2 separate regions of the Homo sapiens genome follow, and region 2 is linked to region 1. A link is an interaction called in ENCODE POLR2A ChIA-PET data of the cell type or tissue named here. Cell type or tissue: B cell. All regions are shown on one strand. Each heading gives the region's core, and the rest is flanking DNA. Links, peaks and the distances in the headings are about the cores only. Region 1 holds the start of HS3ST6 (heparan sulfate-glucosamine 3-sulfotransferase 6). Region 2 holds the start of NPW (neuropeptide W).

Region 1 (10,502 bases), core at 795-8,794:
GATATGGTTACCACATCCCTGGGGACAGCGCCTCCACCCTCCAACCTCGAGGTTTGTGGAAAAATCTGGGTCCAAGCTTTATTTCTTAAATATTCCTCTCTGCCCAGCATGTGCACGCAGCCCGCTCTGGCCAGGCGAGCGGGTGTCAATCAAGGTGCTGAGCATCCCCAGGGTGCCGCTCAGCCCCAGCCGAAGTCCTGGCCCGTCATCTGGTAGAACCTGCGGTTGAAGGGCCGGTAGAACTCCTGCAGGCGCCGGACCAGGGCCTGGGGCACGCGTGGGTGTGGCCGGCCCTTGGACTTGCCCAGGCAGCGGGGACGGCTGCCGCCCTGGGCCTTCTTGAGGCAGGGGAAGCCCTTGGTGGCGTTGAAGTAGAAGTGCTTGTCCGTGACGACCCGTTTCAGGCCCAGGAAGTCCTGCACGCGGCCGACCTCTCCGGCCGGGTCGCTGACCAGACGCTCCCCGCTGACGAACAGGAAGTGGGACAGGGGGAAGTAGCGCAGCCAGTGGTCCAGGTGCTGGGCGTACAGGCCGATGCGGACGGCGCTCCAGGCTGTGTCCACGGGGCCCAGGCCGTGGCGGAAGGCCAGGGCGCGGAAGCTGGGCAGGCCCGGGGTCTTGGAGAGCGTCTGGGCGTAGTCGGAGATGGCCCGGGTCACGGGGTTCCGCACCACCACGATCAGCTTCGTGTCCGGGGACATGGCGTGGATGCGGCGGGGGGCCTCTCGCGTCACGAAGTAGCTGGGGGTCTTCTCCATGGTGATCTGCCCATCCAGGGTTCGGGGCATCAGACTCCTGCGGGACGGGTGCAAGGAGAGGGGGCCTGAGCCTCCCCAGCCCTAGACCGGCCCCCAGGGGCCCGGGACCAAGGCCCCCTTATGCCCGGGAAGCCCAGGCCTCCAGGGCGAGCAAGTCTTCCTCCCTGCTCGGGCCCACCCCTGCTAGCGTGCGCGGCTGGGCAGCCTGGAACATGGACTGTGAGGGTGCCCAGCCCGGCACCTGCCTGCAGCCCGGCCTGTTCCGCCGGCCTGCCCCGCCTGCTGCTGCACTGAGGATTAGGGTGACGGTCGCTGGTCGGGAGGCCCAAATGCTCCTCACCACCCACATATCTTCCCTGTGCAATCCCTGCCGTCCTCGCTTCCAGAGCCAGCTCCCTCCCACCGGACCCACACTTTCCTGGAACTAGGCTGCCCCCAGCTCCTTTCTCATCCCAGACCAAGTACCCCGAGGCCCGCCCGCCTAGATCACTTGAGGTCACCCGTTCACTCAGTGGCTGACAGCATCCCCTAAATCAGCCCTTCACCAATTATTGACAGTGTGTCCTCAACCAAAAGTAGTCCTCCCTGCTCCCTCCCTCCCCTGATGTAATTACATCTCTTCCCATCTTTATTTATTTTTTGAGACGGAGTCTTGCTCTGTCACCCAGGCTGGAGTGTAGTGGTGCAATCTCGGCTCACTGCAACCTCTGCCTCCCGGGTTCAAGCGATTTTCCTGCCTCAGCCCCCGGAGTAGCTGGGATTACAGGTGCCCGCCACCACACCCAGCTAATTTTTGTATTTTTAGTAGAGACGGGGTTTCGCCATGTTGGCCAGGCTGGTCTCGAACTCCTGACCTCAGGTGATCCGCCTGCCTCAGCCTCCCAAAGTGCTGGGATTACAGACGTGAGCCACTGCGGCTGGCCTCTCTCCCCGTCTTTAACTGTAGCCCTGTGAATTCTCATCAGCCTGGGCCTGGACTCAGCAGGCCAAAAAGTTACCAGCAGAGCCCAGCACATGTGAGGAAAGTCGGAGACGTGGCGGCGCCGGCCGGAGGATCCTTCCCAAGACCCTGGGCCGCTGTGGCCCCCTAGATCTTGCAGGTTGCCAGGGTGCCAGGCCAGGGAGGGGGCCTTTCTGAGATTCTCCTCATTCTGACACAGGAGAGGAGGGCACTGACCCAGTCCCAAGGTCCCGGGGGAATCAGCCGACCACAGCCCAGGACTGTCCCACCTGGGCAGAGAGCCCATTCTGGGTGCCCAGCCCGGGCAGGCCCAGGCACCCCCAGCAGTGCCCCGGGCAGCACCTGCCAGCCAGGTAGTGCAGGGTGAGGTTGGGCAGGGCAGGGCGTGGTAGGTCAGCTGAGCAAACAGCTCGGAGGGAGAGCTGGGGAGGGCTGGGAACTAGGTCGATAGAAACACAGGGACTGTGTTAGGGAGGGGATGCCTTGCCAGTCACGCCCAGCCCTGACTCCTGCCCTCTGAGGGGGCTTCCCCCACCCCTGCTGACAGCCCCAGGACCGGCCCCTGCCAGGAGGCTGACCTGCCAGGAGTGACCGCCCCAGACTTGAGCCCTTGGGAGGCAGGTTCTGAGTCCCCTTTTCCTGCTCAGACCCCCAGGGAAACGCAGGCTGGGCCAGAGGCAGCTGCACAGACCCCTGCAGTGGGGTGCTCGGTGGAGAGCGCTGGAGGTGGGAGGGAGGATGTGTGAGGCAGCGGGAGAGAATCCAGGCTTCCCCCACAACACCCACCATGAGCGGTGCAGAGTAGGGGTGGGCGGCACGGGAGCCTTCCCACCCCGCAGAACCAGGCCCTGGGCAGAGCTGGCCTACAGACGATACCGGACAAGTCCTCCTCCGTCTTGGTGACAGAGGGAGCTGGGACTCCCTCCACCCACCCACTGCCACTTCAGAAGCAGCCACAGGGAGACTGGGAGGGGCAGGGGTGCTGGGGATGAGCGTGGGGCTCAGCCCTCCCTCTTCCCACCCTGGAGGGCTGCCTCCTTCCAGCCCACCTGGAAGGGTGGTGTCAGTCCCAGAGCCCCTGCACTCCCCGCCCCACCTCCTGCAGCTGGAACCCGCGTGGGAGCCGCACCCAGCGTCCCAGGGACAAACACAGAGGCCTTGGGTGGTGGCGGTACCAAGGTCTGAGGCCTGGCAGCTCAGGGGCACCCCCGTCCCTGAGAGAGGTCAAGAAGGGGAGGCACCACCCCCCACCACGGGACCTCGCTGACGATGCCCATAGAGAGAAACCAGGCCAGTGCTGGGAGGGGAAAGACCCCAGGCCTCATGAGAAGTCACTGCCTGCTTTTCCCCTCGGCCAGGAAGGAAGCCCCAGGCCCTTCCCTCCCGTCTCGGGCATACTGACCCCAGGCACCAAGCGAGACCAGGAGCCCACCCCTTTCCTTTCCCAGATGGCACACCAGTGACTCTGAATATCCTCCTCTTCCTGCCTGCTGGAGGGACCAGCACCAAAACAGGAAAGTTCACCCTGCCAGGCCTTCTCTCCAAAGAGTCAGAGGGAGCTCCGTAGGGGGATGGGGTTCCCGGACCCCCTGCCGTGGAAGGGGAGTGGGAACACAGACAGGCGGCAAGGGCTTTCGAGGCCCCCTCTTGCACAAACCAGCTCAGAGATCGGAGATCTTTGGGATCAATTACTTTCCCTCCCCAGGCATCCGAAGCCTATCCTAGCCCAGGTGTGGATGAGGGTGGGAGAGACGGGGGAGGAGGGAGAGGAGCAGGACTGGACCCCCGTGTGACAAACATCTGACAAGTTGCTCTGAGGACTGCCCCCCTCCTTGTGGAGCCCACCTCATCTGGTGTGCATTTCCCTGCGGCTTTCATCCAGCCCTGGGCGACCCTCCCTCCTCCATCTCAGCCTCCCTCCTCCTGCCCCACACCTCAGGCCTGGGACTCGCAGATGCCAAAAGGGCCTGGCAGATGCCAAAGCCAGAAAGTGCAGGGGGACTGCATCCCCCACAGGAGACCGGGTTCTTCCCCACTACATACTCAGACCCCACTCCCTGCACCCACTGCTCTTGCAAACCAGGAACTAAGGGGTTCCCCTACCCACCCCGCTCCTTGCCTCCTCTTGCTTTTCTTTTGTTTTGTTTGTTTTTGAGACAGAGCTGCACTCCAGCTGACTCTTGTCGCCCAGGCTGGAGTGCAGTGGCACAATCTCAGCTCACTACAACCTCTGCCTCCCGGGTTCAAGCGATTCTCCTGCCTCAGCCTCCCAAGTAGCTGGGAATACAGGCACCCATCACCACGCCTGGCTAATTTTTGTATTTTTAGTAGAGATGGGGTTTCACCATGTTAGTCAGGCTGGTCTCAAACTCCTGACCTCAGGTAATCTGCCCACCTCAGCCTCCCAAAGGGCTGGGATTACAGGCGTGAGCCACTGTGCCCCACCCTCCTCTTGCTTTTCTAAAAGATGATGGTCAAAGTACAGCCCCCATTTGCCCCCAGACAGGGCACCCTTCCCAGATCGAGACCTTGGGGAGTCTGCGTGACCCCCACACCTGGCAGACACAGGTGCTTCACTAGTGGGGGAACGGCTGAGCATGTGCTGAGCTCGGGGGCACTAGTGGGCTACAGTCCCCAAGTGGGAGGCCCCTCAAGAGCCTGGATGAGCTGACTGACGGTGGAGAGGAGGGAAGGAGGGCCTATGGCCAAAGTCAATCCAGGACCCAACTGCCGAGGCCACAGGAAGGCCGGGTCACCGCCTGGAACTAGGTCGGTCACAGCCCAGTGGGAGCCGTGGCCCGGAGACTCAACTGGGGGCCCTGGTTACTCTGCTCGCCTCCCCGCGTCGGCACCCAGAACAGAGCTTGCAGGCACTGGGGGCCCAGTCCAGGGTCTCAAGAGCAGACAATGCTGCCTTGCAGTTGGGGAAACTGAGACAGGGTGAGAACTTTCAGAGGCTCATTGCAGGCTCCTAGCAGGCTGAAAGGACGGAGGCACAGGCACCTAGGAGCACACCAGCCCCACGTGGCCACGGCCCCTCGGAGAGCATGAGGACACTTGCAATGCGGAAGCTCAGCAGGCCCAGCTCTACTGGCTCTGCACCGCCCAGTGAGGGGTCAGCACAGTTGGTCCAAGGGACAATACCAGATTAATGAGGCAGAAGCCACGGGACTGACCCCTTGGAATTCTCCACACCCACCCCTCCCCCTTCTAAAAAATGAGGACGTCAAGAATCTACCAGAGCAGTCACTCTCCTGTACCCCCCTCCAACCCTGGGCACGTCAGTGTCCCCGGAACCCCACCCCCAGGCTAAGGAGCTGACTCCCAAGTTGGGCCTGGCCTTGGCTGCCTCTCATCCTCCCCAAACTGATCCCCCAGCGCTGGACACATGCCCAGGGCGGGCCTGGACTGGCCTCAGGAGCCTGGGCTCTTCCAGAACCCTTTAGGGCTAAACCCAACCCTAGCTTCCCCTGTGGCTCCTCACGGCCCAGCTCAGATCCCACCCCCAGTCTCTTGCTGTCAAAGCTCATGGGGCTCAGGGGTGGCTCTGAAGTGTTTACTCCAGTTAACTGTGCATCCTTAACCCAAAGCCCTTTCTCCCCTTCCCCCTCCCGCCTCTCCCCTCCTCCCCCGTCTCGCCACTCCCCTCCTCCCCAGCTTCTAGCTTGGTAGCCCCTCCTACCCTCCTCCCTGCAGCAGGGATTAGGGATGCATTCTGACCCCTGCCTGCCGTCAGGGGAGTGAGGTCTCTCCCTGGAGCCTGAGCTGAGGATGCCCAATTCAGCCAGGTGAGCCCCGGGATGGACTCCATGTCCCCTAGCCACCACCTGACTTCCCCAGCACCCCACACTGGCACCAGCCCTTCAGATCTCAGAAGCGAGCCACCCTATTCTCACGGAGCCCCTTCCTGCCTGCCCTCCAAACCCAAGAGTAGTTTTAGTACAAAAGGCAAAGTTAACAAATAGGGGTAGGCGTCAGGGAAGGAAGAGGATCAGAGGATCGGGAACGGAGAAACTGGAGCACCTGGAGAAGCGTCTGGGTCCTGCCACCCCCACTGACTCCCCAACTGGCCTTGGGCAGGGTCCTCTCTGCAGGCGCTGGGTCCAAGCTTGGGGATGAGCAGCCACCAGCGCGGGCTGCTTCAGCTGAGGCTGCCGCACCCCCACGTCCATCCTGGGTAGAGGCAGGACAGCCACAGAGCCCCATGCACGGGGCTGGACTCACCCTGGGCACTCACCTAAAGGCAGTCTCCTCCTTTCCAAAGCCCAGACTTTCTCCGGACTCCCAGGACCACCAACAAGGGTTCCTGTGCGCAGACTCGGGGGTCTTGGGGAGGAAGGACGCTTTCTAGGTGGCTGCCTGGAACCTGGAGGCCCCTTTCTACAGTACCTGGCCAGCGGTCGGTCACACCTGAGTGCCCAGAGTGAGCGGGCGGCAGAGGCATTTCTGACGCTGCCAGGTAATCCCACGGGCTGGAAACGACCTCTGGGCTGGGAAGCCACCGCCTCCCCCAGTCCTGCTGGGTCCCTCAGCAGAGAGAACGGAACCGGGGCTTTCCCCACAGTTTTCAAAGTTTCAGGGAATCCTAGCCAAGTATCATTCCTTCTTCCGGAGCCGGGACCCCAGGTCAAGCCTGGGGCCCCCACAGGGCGGTCCCAACCCCACTGCCCGGAGCGCACCCCTGCTCCCTGGGAGGCAGGATATCGTGCCGCTGCTCCCTGGGGCGCACGATACCCTCCCCAGGAAGGCGCCGGTCAGGGCGGACGGGCCAGGGTGCTCACCGGTACCAGGCGAGGCCGCGCTCGTAGCACCTGTCGAAGAAGTGGGGCTCAGAGCCCAGCGCGCGGACGTCGGGGTGCAGCCGCAGAAACTCCAGCAGGGCGCGCGTGCCGCCCTTCTTCACGCCAACGATGAGCGCTTGCGGGAAGCGCCGGCGGCCGGGACCGCTGGCCAAAGGCAGGCCGGGTGCTCCCGGGCGGTGGACGGAGCTGGACGGCTCGGAGGGCGCGGGGGCCGGCGCGGGGGCGCGGGCGGCCGGCGGGCAGCGGCCGGGGAGGGCGCAGAGGCAGTAGGCGCCGAGCACCAGGGCCACGAGCAGCATCGGCGCGCGGGACGCCCGCAGAGCGGCCCCTTGCCCGGCCCCTGCGCCCTGGCCGCCCCCGGCCCCGCCGCCCAGGCCGCCGCTACCTGCCATGGGGTCGCGCCGCTCCAGGCCCGGGAGCGGGGGCAGCAGGCGGGCGCGCATCTCGGCCCGCGCGCCGCTCAGTCCGTGGGTGCCCGGCTTGTGCTCTGCGCCCGGCGGTCCCGCAGCCTGGGAGCGGGCGCGGGGCGGGACCGGGGGCGGGGTCTGGACGCCCTCCCCCCTCCCCCTCCCCCGCCCACTCCGCCTCCGAGGCCACTGCCTGGGCTGGACCCGCCGGCAGCCGCCACCACCCGGGCGCGACTCGAGCTGCCGGGACCACCAGGACGCTCCTGCTCCGAGATCCCAGGCCCTGGCTCGCTTGACTCCGGCATCTTCACCTCTGCGCGGGGAGGATGCGGCGGCGGTGGCCGTTCGGGACGCAGGGCAGGGACAGGGCGGCGCGCGGGCCTCGGGACCCTCTGTTTGAAGACCGATCCCCTTCCCCCCCCACCCCACTCCGGGACGTGCGCGGCAGGTGCATAGGCCAAGCCTTGGCCTGCAGGAGCGGGAGCCTCATCGCCAGGCCAAGGGGACCCAGGAAAAGCGTCGATCCGGGCACTCGGCCTGCCAAGGGAGAAAGAGGCCGGGACAGCACCCTAGTGTGCAGAGAGGGATCCCAGAACGTGTGGGGGGAGTCTGCGGCCGGGAATGGCGTGCGTCCTGCACTCCCAGCTGACAGTCACACATCGGGTCACAGCCTGGCCGCTGAGAGGTCAAGTCACCTCTGGTTACTGTTTTAGAATGGAGGGGACAGGCTCAGAGAAAATAGGTTTCCCTCCCAGGGGCCCAGTGGTGAACTGAATTCAGGCCTGAGACATACTCTGTCTACTAAGTCACCCCATCTGCCCAGCCTTGGTCCACCTGGCACTGCCCAGAGACATCAGTGATGCATTTCGGAAGCTGGCAAAGTGGACCCCACTGGAGTACAAAGGACTCAGGGACCCCTGTGCTGGGGAAGAGAAGGAGCCCAGGACCTCCCCCAGGGGCTGCCTCTGAGGGGCGTGAGATTCAGGGGCCTCTCGGGTGGGACCTGCGGGGGCCGCTAGACACTGCGGGAACTTCACATCCCCAACGCCCAGCAGCAGCCTGCAGGGAAGGCAGGGGAGGCGAGCCGGGCTCAGAGAGGGCGAGCAACTTGCCCCATCCGAAGGCAAAGGTGGTATGAGACCCGGGTCCTCTCTCCACCTCTGCCCCAGCCTTCCTGGCCACAGGGCTGGCGCCAGGCAGGCACGGCACAGGCTCCCGGCAGAGGCCCAGCCTCTTCCCAGCCAAGGGCTTGCGGCCCCTGTCCTGGGCTCTGCTGCGTTAATGAGCCGTTCCAGCCCTGATGGCATCTGGACAAGTCCCAGCAGCCGGGCTGCCTCAAGGGGCCGAAGGCCTCCACGACCCACAGACATTCCGGAGCTCCTACCCAGCAGCAGCCCTGGCCAGAGGGGGCCACACGGGGCTGACGGGGTGAAGACCACTGACCAGTCCCCCAGCCCCGGCTCCAGACATGCGGGCTGCACCTGCTCATCTGGGCAAGCCTCTGCAGGAGCCCCGTGGGCAGGCAGCGGGCACAATGCGAGGAGAGCATGCTGGCTTATGCTGGGTCACAGGAAATTCTTCTTCTGGTCTAGCTTGAAACGGTATTGTTCCCAACGGGCTGGCTCGGGGTGGGGGCTGGGGTCCCACCCTGCAGCATCCACCCCACAGTCTCAGCAGTCCCCACGGTCTCAGGAGTCCTCACGGTCTCAGGAGTCCCCACGGTCTCAGCATCCCCATGGTCTCAGCTGTCCCCAGGGTCTCAGGAGTCCCCACGGTCTCAGCCGTCCCCATGGTCTCAGCCGTCCCCAGGGTCTCAGGAGTCCCCACGGTCTCAGCCGTCCCCACGGTCTCAGCAGTCCCCACGGTCTCAGGAGCCCCCACGGTCTCAGCCATCCCCACGGTCTCAGGAGTCCCCACGGTCTCAGCAGTCCCCACGGTCTCAGGAGCCCCCACGGTCTCAGCCATCCCCACGGTCTCAGGAGTCCCCACGGTCTCAGCCGTCCCCACGGTCTGAGTCCCCACGGTCTCAGCTGTTCCCACGGTCTCAGGAGTCCCCACAGGTTCAGCAGTCCCCACGGTCTCAGCCATCCCCACGGTCTCAGCCGTCCCCACAGTCTCAGCCATCCCCACGGTCTCAGCAGTCCCTACTCAGGACTTGAAATTCCAGCACTGGTTCCGTGATGGCTCCTCCAGCCCCCTGCCCAGCCCAGCATGGTCATTTCCATCTCCTGGCCTTTCCGCTGCCGTCTCTCTGCTGGATGCTTTATCCTTAGTCCCCGCTGAGGGCAGAAGGACTTTCCAGGAGGAATTGACCAGAACGCAGAACAGCAGGATGTGGAATGGACTGGGGACAGGGAGAGAGAGATGCAGGGACCAGGAGTCGGCTCGGAGGGTTCTCCTGGAAGCTGACCCCTCCCTCCATCAGGCACTCGGCTGACGGTGGCTACACACCTCGGGGCGCCCAGGATGGCAGCACTGGGGCTGTTCATTCACCAGTGGATCCCCAGCACCTAACAGAGCCTGGCACGCAGTGGACATTCCATTAATGTCGCTCAGTGGAAGGGTATACGTGGGAGGAGAGGTCGGGAAGGCTTTCTGGAGGTGACGGCCAGGTGAAGACGAGGAGAACAGCATTCCAGGCCAAGGAACCGTGTGGGTGAAGGCTCAGCAGCAGAGAGCCCGGGCAGTAGAGGATGGGGTGGAGCTTAAGGCCCTGCGGGAACAGGGGCGGGGCTTAGAGTCTGGCCTGAGGCTGGTCCAGCCCCGCCTCCTCCTCAGGCTCCCACCAACTCTGAGCCACCAGACCCTCCTTTGTAAAATGAAGACCTCAGTCATGACTCGCATGAGTCTCTGAAGAGTAACAGCTTTATTGTGATGTAATTCACACACCACTCAATCCAGCCATTTGTCGCATGCAAATCAATGGTTTTCAGTATATTCATAGTCGTGCAATCACAATCAATTTTAGAACATTTCTATCACCCCAAAAAGAAATCCTGTGTCCATTAGCAATGACGCCCTCTTCTCCCCTTCCCACAGCCCCTGGCAACCACGAATCTACTTTCTGTCTCTATGGGTTTGCCTATTCTGGACATTTCACAAAAAGAGAATCATTGCTTGAAGCCAGGAGTTCAAGACCAACCTGGGCAACAAAGCGAGAACCCCGTCTGTACAAAATATTTTAAATTTAGCCAGGCACAGTGGCGCACACCAGTAGTCCCAGCACTTTGGAAGTCTGAGGCAGGAGGTTCACTTGAGGCGGGGAATTCAAAACCAGCCTGGGCAACATAGGGAGTACCAGTCTCTACAAAAAATTTCAAAATTTGCCAAGCGTGATGGTATGCACCTATAGTCCTAGCTTACTCAGGAGGCTGAGGTGGGAGGATCGCTTGAGCCCAGGAGTACGAGGCTGCAGTGAGCCATGATCATACCACTGCATTCCAGCCTGGGCGACAGAGTGAGAGCCCATCTCTAAAACAGAAAGAAAGAAAGAAAGAAATATGGCCAGTCACAGTGGCTCATGCCTGTAATCCCAGCATTTTGGGAGGCCAAGGCAGGTGGATCACTTGAGGTC
Region 2 (10,393 bases), core at 2,371-10,370, 100 kb after region 1:
CCTGGGTGACAGAGCAAGACTCTGTTTCAAATAAAATAAAATAAAGCCAGCTAATTAGCAACCTTAATTTTATATTCCCTGGTGTGGTGGTGCGCACGTGTAGTCTCAGCTACTCGGGAGGCCGAGGCAGGAGGATTGTGTCAGTCCAGGAGTTCTGAGGATATAGTGGGCTGTGTCAGTCAGGTGTCTGCACTAAGTTTGGCATCGACTTGGTGACCTCCTGGGAGCAGGGGACCACCAGGTTGCCTCAGGAGGGGTGAACTGGGCCAGTTTGGAAAGAGAGCAGGTCAAAACTCCTGTGATCAGTAGTGGGATCACGCCTGTGAATAGCCACTAGACATCAGCCTGGGCAACATAGTGAGACCCTGCCTCTAATCAACCATTTTATCTACAGCCTAATTCCCTCCTACTATGTGGCATAAATATTCACAGGTTGCAGGGATTGGGGGCGAACATCTTTGGGGGGCTACTGTTCTGCGTACACACATGGGTGAAGGCCAGGGATGCTACTAAAGATTCTCAGTGCACAGGATGGCAAAGGTCAGTAGTGCTGCAGCTACGAGTTTTTCTGTTTCTGGCCGGGCGCAGGGGCGCATGCCTGTAATCCCAGCACTATGGGAGGCCGAGGCGGGCGGATCCCCTGAGGTCAGGAGTTCGGGACCGGCCTGGCCAACATGGCGAAACCCTGTCTCTACTAAAAATACAGAAATTAGCTGAGCGTTTTGGCAGGCACCTATAATCCCAGCTACTTGGGAGGCTGAGTCAGGAGAATCTCTTGAGCACAGGAGGCGGAGGTTGCAGTGAGCAGAGATCGCACCATTGCACTCTAGCCTGGGTGACAGAGTGAGACTCTGTCTCAAAAACAAAACAAACAAAACAAAACAAAATAGTAGTTATGCTTATGATTCAAACATTTGGAGATAAATACTAGAAGAAACAGCTAACAGCTAAAAGAGTTGGAAGTAGCTGTCTCTGGAGAGTAGGAGCAGGGTGTGAAGGGTGGGCAGGGATAGCTTTGTTCTCTTCCTTATAGCAAGCAGCCTTTGATTTATAATGTATACTGCCTTGACAACATTAATTATTTTATTTTATTTATTTATTTATTTATTTTTTATTTTTTTGAGACGGAGTCTTGCTCTGTTGCCCAGGCTGGAGTGTAGTGGCACCATCTCGGCCCACTGCAACCTCTGCCTCCCGGGTTCAAGCAATTCTGCCTCAGCCTCCCGAATAGTTGGGATTACAGGCATGCAACACCATGGCTGGCTAATTTTTGTATTCTTAGTAGAGATGGGGTTTCACCATGTTGGCCAGGCTGGTCTCGAATTCTTAACCTTGTGATCCACCTGTCTCAGCCTCCCAAAGTGCTGGGATTATAGGCGTGAGCCACCAGGCGCAGCCCTAATTATTATTATTATTTTTTTTTTTCCTTTTTTTTCTTTTTCTTTTCTTTCTTTCTTTTTTTTCTAATTTTTTTTTTTTTGAGGTGGTCTCTTGCTCTGTCGCCCTGGCTGAAGTGCAGTGACATGATCTTGGCTCACTGCAACCTCCGCCTCCCGGGTTCAAGTGATTCTCCTGCCTCAGCCTCCCAGGTAGCTGGGATTACAGGTGCCTGCCACCACGCCCAGCTAATTTTTGTATTTTTAGTAGAGACAAAGTTTCACTGTGTTGGCCAGGCTGGTCTCAAACTCCTGACCTCATGATCCGCCCGCCTCGGCCTCCCAAAGTGCTGGGATTACAAGCGTGAGCCACCACACCCGGGCAATTTTTTGTATTTTTAGTAGACACGGGGTTTCACCGTGTTAGCCAGGATGGTCTCGATCGCCTGACCTTGTGATCTGCCCACCTCGGCCTCCCAAAGTGCTGGGATTACAGGTGTGAGCCACTGAGCCTAGCCAATTATTTAATATATTTACTGTTTTGGTTTTTTTTTTCATTTTTTGTGAGATGGAGTCTCGCTCTGACGCCCATGCTGGAATGCAGTGGCATAATCTCGGCTCACTGAAACCTCCGCCTTCTAGGTTCAAGCAATTCTTATACCTCAGCCTCCCGAGTAGCTGGGATTACAGGCGTGCACCACAACACCCAGCTAATTTTTTTGTATTTTTAGTAAAGATGGAGTTTCACCGTGTTGGCCAGGCTGGTCTTGAACTCCTGAGCTTAAGTGATCCGCCCACCTCGGCCTCCCAAACTGTTGGGATTATAGGCATGAGCCACTGAGCCCGAGCTATGTATTTACTTTTTGAGACAGGGTCTGTCGCCCAGGCTGGAGTGCAGTGGCAAGATCGCGACTCACTGCAGCCTTGCGAACTCCAGGCCTCAAGGGAACTTTCTACCTCGGACTTCAGGCACACACCACCACACCCAGCTAATATATATATATATTTCGTCATTGTTTGTTTTGGTAGAGATGGGGTTTCGCCATATGGCCCAGGCTGGTCTCTAACTCCGCCTCAGCCTCCCAAAGTGTTGGGATTGCAGGCGTGAGCCACTGTGCCACGCCCTGGCCAATAATTTTAAAGATGACAAAACAGATTTGCTCATTAATCTCCTCCTTACCAGGGCGTTCCTGTTCGGGGCCAGGCTTTGTGCCTGCGGCAGGCGTGGTCCTGGCCTTAAGCAAGTGTCTCACGGGTTTCTAGGCCGGACACTGGTGTCAAGGAACTGAGATGTGAGCCTCAAGAAGCAGGGCTGGCTCTCGTCACCTCCTCCCCAAGGAGAGTTGTGACTCCAGACCCCTGGAGGTGGGGAGAAGGAAGCCTTTGTCACCAGGTCCTGTTCCTGGGCACCAGGCTGGGCAGGACACAGAGGCCTTCCTCCTGCCGCCTGAAAAGGGAGCCCACAGACACCCTTAAGGTTCTGTGTTTTGCTCCTCTAACCCAGTCCTGGTCTCCCCCTGCCACGTGTTCCGGACACTCCACCCAACAGACGCCTCCCCGTGCCTCTGTTCCCAGTGACCTTTCCCTGCGTCCTGCGACTCTCACTCCCTTGGGCCACAGCAATAAACAAGGTAGAGGAGCCACTGCTGGTTTTTTTGTTGTTGTGGTTCTGTTTTGTTTTGTTTTTTTTGAGATAGAGTCTTGCTCTGTCGCCCAGGCTGGAGTGCAGTGGTGTGATTTTGGTTCACTGCAACCTCTGCCTCGCGGGTTCAAGTGATTCTCCTGCCTCAGCCTCCCGAGTAGCTGGGACTACAGGCACCCATCACCACGCCTGGCTAATTTTTGTATTTTTAGTAGAGACGAGGTTTCACTGTGTTGGCCAGGCTGGTCTCAAACTCCTGACCTCATGATCTACCTGCCTTGGCCTCCCAAAGTGCTAGGATTACAAGCATGAGCCACCATGTCCAGCTGTTTTTTTTTTGTTTGTTTGTTTTGTTTTTTTTTTTCTTGAGAGAGAAGGAGTCTTCCTCTGTTGCCCAGGCTGGAGTGCAGTGGCGCAATCTCCACTGCTTCTATTTGCTGTCACAGGGACTTCCATCCCAGCATAGACTTTCATTGATCAGTTTCCACAGTTCCCCCTGCAGAAGCTCCCCGGGCCACCTCCAGGGGGCGTCCTGGACCCTCCCCTGACTGGCTGGAGTCCCCCCAGGGGTCCAGAGACACCCACGTCCTCTTAGCCAGGAGCGGGTGGCAGCGCCAAGGGACCCTGATGGGGCCTGGCTCTGGCCCATGTCGTGCTGCACTACCCGCCCACCACACACTCCAGGCAGCTGTCAAGGACAAGGGGCCCTGGGGGAGCGTGGCGGGGATAGCTTCTTGCAGGGCCTCTGGTCCCCGTGGTCCTCCAGGCGGCGCAGACAGCTCCATCTGCATCCCCCATTCTGCCCCTGTCACAGTGTTTTCCTGACAGGCTGGGGGTGGTCAGCCTCTGGTGCAGCAAGGATAGGTCCTAGCCACAGCGTTCATTGAGTGCTTACTGGGTACCAGGCACGGTTCAGCTCCCAGACCCACCACTGGATTATCAGTGCCAACAAGATGATGAAGTGGCCACTTTTTTTACCCCCAGTTTACAGATGAGGAAACTGAGGCAGGAGAGGCCGAGGTCCTTATCCTCTTCCCCTCAGCTGCGACTATCAAGCAGGGCTGGCGTCTCGCCACTTCAGTGTGGCCTTCCTGGAGAGGGCTGCTGCTTCTAACCCTCGTCAGGCTCACCAGACTCACCGGGGACCCTCACGCCTCAGGAGTGGGAGTCTGGCTCTGCCCCCAGACCTTCTGTTTTGTTTGTTTGTTTGTTTGTTTTTTGAGATGGAGTCTTGCTCTGTCACCCAGGCTGGAGTACAGTGGTCCCATCGTGGCTCACTGCAACCTCTGCCTCCCGAGTTCAAGTGATTCTCCTCCCTCAGCCTCCCGAGCAGCTGGGACTACAGGTGTGTGCCACCATGCCCGGCTAAGTTTTTTTTTTTTTTTTTTTGAGATGGAGTCTCACTCTGTCACCCAGGCTGGAGTGCAATGGCACAGTCTTGGCTCACTGCAACCTCCGCCTCCGAGGACCAAGCAATTCTCCCGCCTCAGCCTCCTGAGTAGCTGGGACTACAGGCGCATGCCACCACACCCGGCTAATTTTTGTATTTTTAGTAGAGATGGGATTTCACTATGTTGGTCAGGTTGGTCTGAAATTCTTGACCTCGTGACATGCCTGCCTCGACCTCCCAAAGTGCTGAGATTACAGGCATGAGCCACTGTGCCTGGCAAGTTTTGTATTTTTAATAGAGATGGGGTTTTGCCATGTTGGCCAGGCTGGTCTTGAACTCCTGGCCTCAAGTAATCCACCTGCCTCAGCCTCCTGAAGTGCTGGGATTACAGGCATGAGCCACTGTGCCCAGCCTGCCCCCAGCCTTTCTGTGCCCTTCTGGACAGGAGTACCCTGTTCCCCCAAGCTGAGGCTCTTGGGCTCAGGTGCTAGGATGTATCTCACCTCCACCATTTACCCAACATGATCTGGGGCAGGTCAGTTCTCCCTGGGCCTCAGTTTACTCGTTGGTGAGTGGAGTCAATAATAGTTCCACTCATGACATTGTCTGGAGGTCAAGATGAGATAGTTCATGATGACCCAAAACGAGATCCCTGGTGTCTGGGACCCAGGGGCTGCCCCATGACTGACATGGTTGCTGAGGGAGGGCTGGATTCACCCTTGCTGGGAGGTCAGGAAAGACTGTGTCAGGCTCTGCCCTCTGGGAGGGGGTTGTTAAGCCCAGATGGCCACAGAGGGAAATTCTGAGGGACTGTCTGGCCCTGCGCCTTTTTTTTTTTTTAAGATGCAGTTTCGGCCGGGCACAGTGGCTCACGCCTATAATCCCAGCACTTTGGGAGGCCGAGGCGGGCGGATCACAAGTCACAAGGTCAGGAGATCAAGACCATCCTGGCTAACGTGGTGAAACCCCGTCTCTACTAAAAATACAAAAAATTAGCCGGGCGTAGTGGCGGGCACCTGTAGTCTCAGCTACTCGGGAGGCTGAGGCAGGAAAATGGCGTGAACCTAGGAGGCGGAGCTTGCAGTGAGCCGAGATCGCGCCACTGCACTCCAGCCTGGGCAACAGAGCCAGAATCCGTCTCAAAAAAAAAAAAAAAGATGCAGTTTCGCTCTTGTTGCCCAGGCTGGAGTGCAATGATGCAATCTTGGCTCGCTGCAACCTCCGCCTCCCGGGTTCAAGCGATTCTCCTGCCTTAGCTTCTCAAGTAGCTGGGATTACAGGTGCCTGCCACCATACCCAGCTAATTTTTTGTGTTTTTCGTAGAGATGGGGTTTCACCACGTTGGCCAGGCTGGTCTTGAATTCATGACCTTAGGTGATCCGCCCGCCTCGGCCTCCCAAAGTGCTGGGATTACAGGTGTGAGCCACCGCGCCCGGCCAAGGATCTGGGCCATTTAAGTGGAGTCTTGAAGGATGAGTAGGTGTTAGGCACAGACGCACAGAGGCAGGCAAAGCCACAGGCTGTTGGTTTAGGCAAAAATTGAGACTGGCTGGATAAAGTGGTCTTGGGGGACCATCACCAGAGAGGAGGCGCTGGAGGTCTGCAAGGCCTTGTCCTGCCCCTCCAGGGGTAGAGGTTCCAGGAGGGGCTGACTTTTTCTCCTGGAAGCCTCACAGAACTGCAGACCCCACGGATGGCTTGGTGTTGCCAACATGAGGCTTCTAAGGCTTCTGCGGGGAGATGGGTTGGTGGGGAGAAGCTGGGGGTGGCAGTGGACAGGACAGGGTGTGGGGACAGCTTTGGGAGCTATGCTAGGCAAGGACAAGGGACAACTCTTGGGGGGACTCACCCAGAGGGGTCTTGAATGGTGCTGAAGGCCCCCGACAGCCCTCCTGCAATAGCCACTGTAGCTCTGCCTGCACCTGGGCCTTCGCTCTGCTGTCGTCCCACCGGCAGGAGTCTGGCTAAAGGGGCATCCCTCAGCCCTACTCCCTCATCAGTGTTCCCAGTACCCACTCCCTGGCACTTCCACTCCTAGAGGGAGGAGGCTGAGCAGGCAGAGAATGGGACGTGTCCCCTCAGAGGAGCCTCGAGCCCAGTTCCAGCCAGCGGCCCACTCAGTGAGGTGCTCAAGTACCCACGTCCCCCGCCAGCTGCCAGGGTTCCCTCTCCTCCCTCCGTCCCTCCCCCCATCTGGGGAGCCCAGCGGTACTGAGGGGGCGGAACGAGGCGGGGCCACCGAGCGGTTATAGCTGGGCCTGCAGGGGACCCACGGCTCGCCTCCAGCCTCCTGCGCTCCGGTACCTGGGCGTCCCAACTCCACTGCGCGCCCAAACCCAGCCGAGCCGGTTCGTGGCCCGCCCCGCCGGGCGGCCGTCGACGCGAGCGCCCTGGCGTGGCGCCCAGGGGAGCGGGGGGCTCCCGCGAGCCGGCCGCGGCTGGCACTGCTGCTGCTTCTGCTCCTGCTGCCGCTGCCCTCCGGCGCGTGGTACAAGCACGTGGCGAGTCCCCGCTACCACACGGTGGGCCGCGCCGCTGGCCTGCTCATGGGGCTGCGTCGCTCACCCTATCTGTGGCGCCGCGCGCTGCGCGCGGCCGCCGGGCCCCTGGCCAGGGACACCCTCTCCCCCGAACCCGCAGCCCGCGAGGCTCCTCTCCTGCTGCCCTCGTGGGTTCAGGAGCTGTGGGAGACGCGACGCAGGAGCTCCCAGGCAGGGATCCCCGTCCGTGCGCCCCGGAGCCCGCGCGCCCCAGAGCCTGCGCTGGAACCGGAGTCCCTGGACTTCAGCGGAGCTGGCCAGGTACGTGAGAGGGGAGAGGCCTGGACCGCCGCGGGCAAGGGGGTCTCGGGAGGTCTGAGCCGGAGCACGGAGCCGCGCGTTCAGGGGGCACCCTCGGGCCCTTCCATTCCCTGCTCCGCGCCCAGAAGAGCTTTCCCTGGGCAGGCTCGACCCTGGCACCCGGGGGCGGTGGTTGGAGGGCCACAGCCTCCTCCCCACGGCCTTGCTGTGTTCTCGTTAGAGACTTCGGAGAGACGTCTCCCGCCCAGCGGTGGACCCCGCAGCAAACCGCCTTGGCCTGCCCTGCCTGGCCCCCGGACCGTTCTGACAGCGTCCCCCGCCCGCCCGTGGCGCCTCCGCGCCTGACCCAGGAGGAGTGGCCGCGCGCTTCCAGGAGCCGCTCATAGACCCCGCCTGCCGTCCGGTCAATAAAATCCGCCTGACTCCTGCGCCCCCGCATGCGACCCCTTCGTCTGCTTGTGTACTTTGCCGTCTAGCTCAGGGCGCAGACAGGCGCGCCCACGCCCTGGCAAATGTCAGGGGCCCCTCCCTCGCCGACCAGGGGAAGCGCCGGGCACTCAGCATTCATTTCAAACCTGGATCTCCCGGCACCCCCTCCCTCCCTTAGCCAAAGGCTTCCGCAGATTGATTAAGAACCCCTGGTCCCCTTCTTCTGGGTCATGCCCCGGGAGGAGGGGCCCCTCCACCTGAGCCCCACCTTGCTTCTTGCTTTTTTTTTTTTTTTTTTTTGAGATGCAGTCTCTCTTTGTTGTCCAGGCTGGAGTGCAATGGCGCGATCTCGGGTTACTGCAACCTCCACTTCCCAGGTTCAAGCGATTCTCCCGCCTCAGCCTCCTGAGTAGCTGGGATTACAGGCACCCACCATGATGCCCAGCTAATTTTTGTATTTTTGTAGAGACAGGGTTTCACCATGTTGGACGTGCTGGTCTTGAACTCCTGACCTCAGGTGATCCGCCCACCTCAGCCTCCCTCCCAAAGTGCTGGGATTACAGGCATGAGCCACTGCCCCTGGCTGCTCCTCTGCCTTTTTTTTTTTTTTTGAGACGGAGTCTGGCTATGTCGCCCAGGCTGGAGTGCAGTGGCGCAATCTCGGCTCACTGAAAGCTCCGCCTCCCGGTTTCACGCCATTCTCCTGCCTCAGCCTCCCGAGTAGCTGGGACTACAGGCGCCCGTCACCTCGCCCAGCTAATTTTTTGTATTTTTAGTTGAGACGGGGTTTCACCATGTTAGCCACGATGGTCTCGATCACCTGACCTCGTGATCCGCCCGCCTCAGCCTCCCAAAGTGCTGGGATTACAGGTGTGAGCCACCGCACCCGGCCTGCTTCTCTGCCTTTTATCCCCCTCTGCATGCACTTCTGGTCACTGGCTCCAGCCCCCCCACATAAATGTGCCCTGCCATCTTGAACACCGAGGACCTCCATCCACCAGGCCCCCTCCAGTTCCCTTCCCAAGGGTCTGGGCCCCTCCTCCCTCCCGCTGCCTCTTCAACCCTCTCTAATCTTCCCTGGGACTCCAATGACTGTCCTGGACCCCAAACCACCAAGGTCACATGCCCTGATGCAGCCCACCCTTGGAGCCCTCCTGTGGCCATGTGGCAGGGTCCCCCCTTGGGGCCACCCAGCAAGCATTGGGGGAGAGGTGGTCCTGGGCCTGGCTCCAGGATGCCTCTGTGGAACCAGCTCCCCACCCCCACTTCTAGAAGCCCCCCTCCCCTCACTGGTAGGTCCTTTCCATCTCCAAGGTGTGTCTGTCTCCCAAATGTGGGTGCTTTTTATCTCCACCCCTTCAATTCTTTTTCTTTTCTTTTTTTTTTTTTTTTTTTTGAGACGGAGTCTCCAGCCCATGCTGAAGAGGCACTATCTCGGCTCACTGCAACCTCCGCCTCTCTGCCTCCCCGGCTCAGATGATTCTCCCACCTCAGCCTCCCCAGTAGCTGGGATTACAGGTGCCCACTACCACGCCCAGCTAATTTTTGTTTTTTTTTTTTTTGAGACAGAGTCTTGCACTGTTGCCCAGGCTGGAGTGCAGTGGCATGATCTCCGCTCACTGCAAGCTCCGCCTCCCGGGTTCACACCATTCTCCTGCCTCAGCCTCCCGAGTAGCTGGGACTACAGGCGCCCACCACCACGCCCAGCTAATTTTTGTATTTTTAGTAGAGACGGGGTTTCACCATGTTGGCCAAGATGGTCTCGATCTCCTGACCTCGTGATCCGCCCGCCTTGGCCTCCCAAAGTACTGGGATTACAGGCGTGAGCCACCGCGCCCGGCCAACAGCCAATTCTTATGGAGCCCTTGGTTCCATCTAGCCCTCCCTCCGGCTCTGTGCTGGGTGAAGAGGTGGTCACACACCTCACAGGGCAACTCATTCTCCTGCGAGCTCATTCCTTCCCACTCCTGCCCCTGTTCCTCACTGAACCTGACCTCTAAGAACATGGATGTCCTGACCTCGTCACCACCACACCACGCCTCAAGGGCTCCCCACTGCCTATGGGACGATACCCGTGCTCTGGCAGGGCTGGCTCTGTCTGCTCTCACCGCCCCTCCCACTGCCTCCTCCCCCTTCCCCACCGCCTGCTCCAGACTGCAGATTCCAGGACAGCCCGGGACCTCCCCCGCCGAAGGAGGACTCCAGGGCCCCAGGCTGGGTTAAATGTTCTTCCTGGGGCTGCTTCAGCTCTGGCCTCCCCTTGCGCAGGCCAAGGTGCTCAAAGCTCTGTTCTCGCGGGGCTGGCGGGGGGGCGTTCAGTGATGTTCCCTGGTGCTTGCCTGGTCCAAGATGGGGAGACAGAGCCCATGAGAGGCTTCTCTGCCTCCCCCACTCCACACCCTTATTCCCCTGCAGCGCAACCAGGCCTAGGGCGCCAGCCTCACCCCAGTCCCCACCCCACAGGACTGGATCGAGTGGAAGGAAGCCAGATGGGCAGGATCCTGGGGCAACTCCTCGCACGATGCAATGCCACCAGTTCCGGCCAGGTGGCGCTGCGCGGCTACTGTTCCGGGCGGTAGCGTCCGACTCGCGCCTCCAGCAACGGGCGGGGCTAGAGCCGCAGTGGGCGGGGCCACGACGGGTGGGCGGGGTCGCCCCGTCGGCGGCAGCGGTTTCCTGCCTCTCCCCACTCTTGGGTCGTCGCAGTCCCCCGGCCTTCTCTCTCTGTCTGGTCTGTGGGTCTCTGTTGGTCACC

The links. ChIA-PET counts read pairs that join two places held together with the same protein. Peaks named below come from ENCODE experiments on the same cell type or tissue, not always from the same donor. Only the 100,000 strongest peaks of a DNase experiment are listed, where the experiment ranks them.
Region 2: POLR2A ChIA-PET joins it to region 1 with 10 read pairs; 2 of 35 experiments call an interaction of 5 or more read pairs at or near these places.

Annotation. Positions count from the first base shown.
Region 1 is chr16:1,911,411-1,921,912 of GRCh38, forward strand. HS3ST6 (heparan sulfate-glucosamine 3-sulfotransferase 6) reads right to left here and starts at 7,005. Exons shown (of 2, transcript NM_001009606.4): 1 at 6,501-7,005; 2 at 65-795. The coding sequence starts at 6,913. The coding sequence ends at 180. RefSeq lists enhancers at 424-981, 7,098-7,659, 7,660-8,223, 8,224-8,785, 8,786-9,349 and 1 more. In B cell, for the core only: no CTCF peak of the experiment used is centred there; no DNase peak of the experiment used is centred there; H3K27me3 peaks cover 3,683 bases.
Region 2 is chr16:2,013,104-2,023,496 of GRCh38, forward strand. It overlaps NPW (neuropeptide W), which reads left to right and starts at 6,682. Exons shown (of 2, transcript NM_001099456.3): 1 at 6,682-7,209; 2 at 7,430-7,652. The coding sequence starts at 6,799. The coding sequence ends at 7,516. It also overlaps the pseudogene RN7SL219P. RefSeq lists silencers at 7,425-7,719, 10,194-10,373 and a cis regulatory region at 9,505-10,393. In B cell, for the core only: CTCF peaks have their summits at 3,586 (motif pointing right), 3,789 (motif pointing right), 10,171 and 10,370; DNase peaks (open chromatin) are centred at 6,748, 7,294, 7,642, 10,218 and 1 weaker place; H3K4me3 peaks cover 834 bases; H3K27me3 peaks cover 3,688 bases.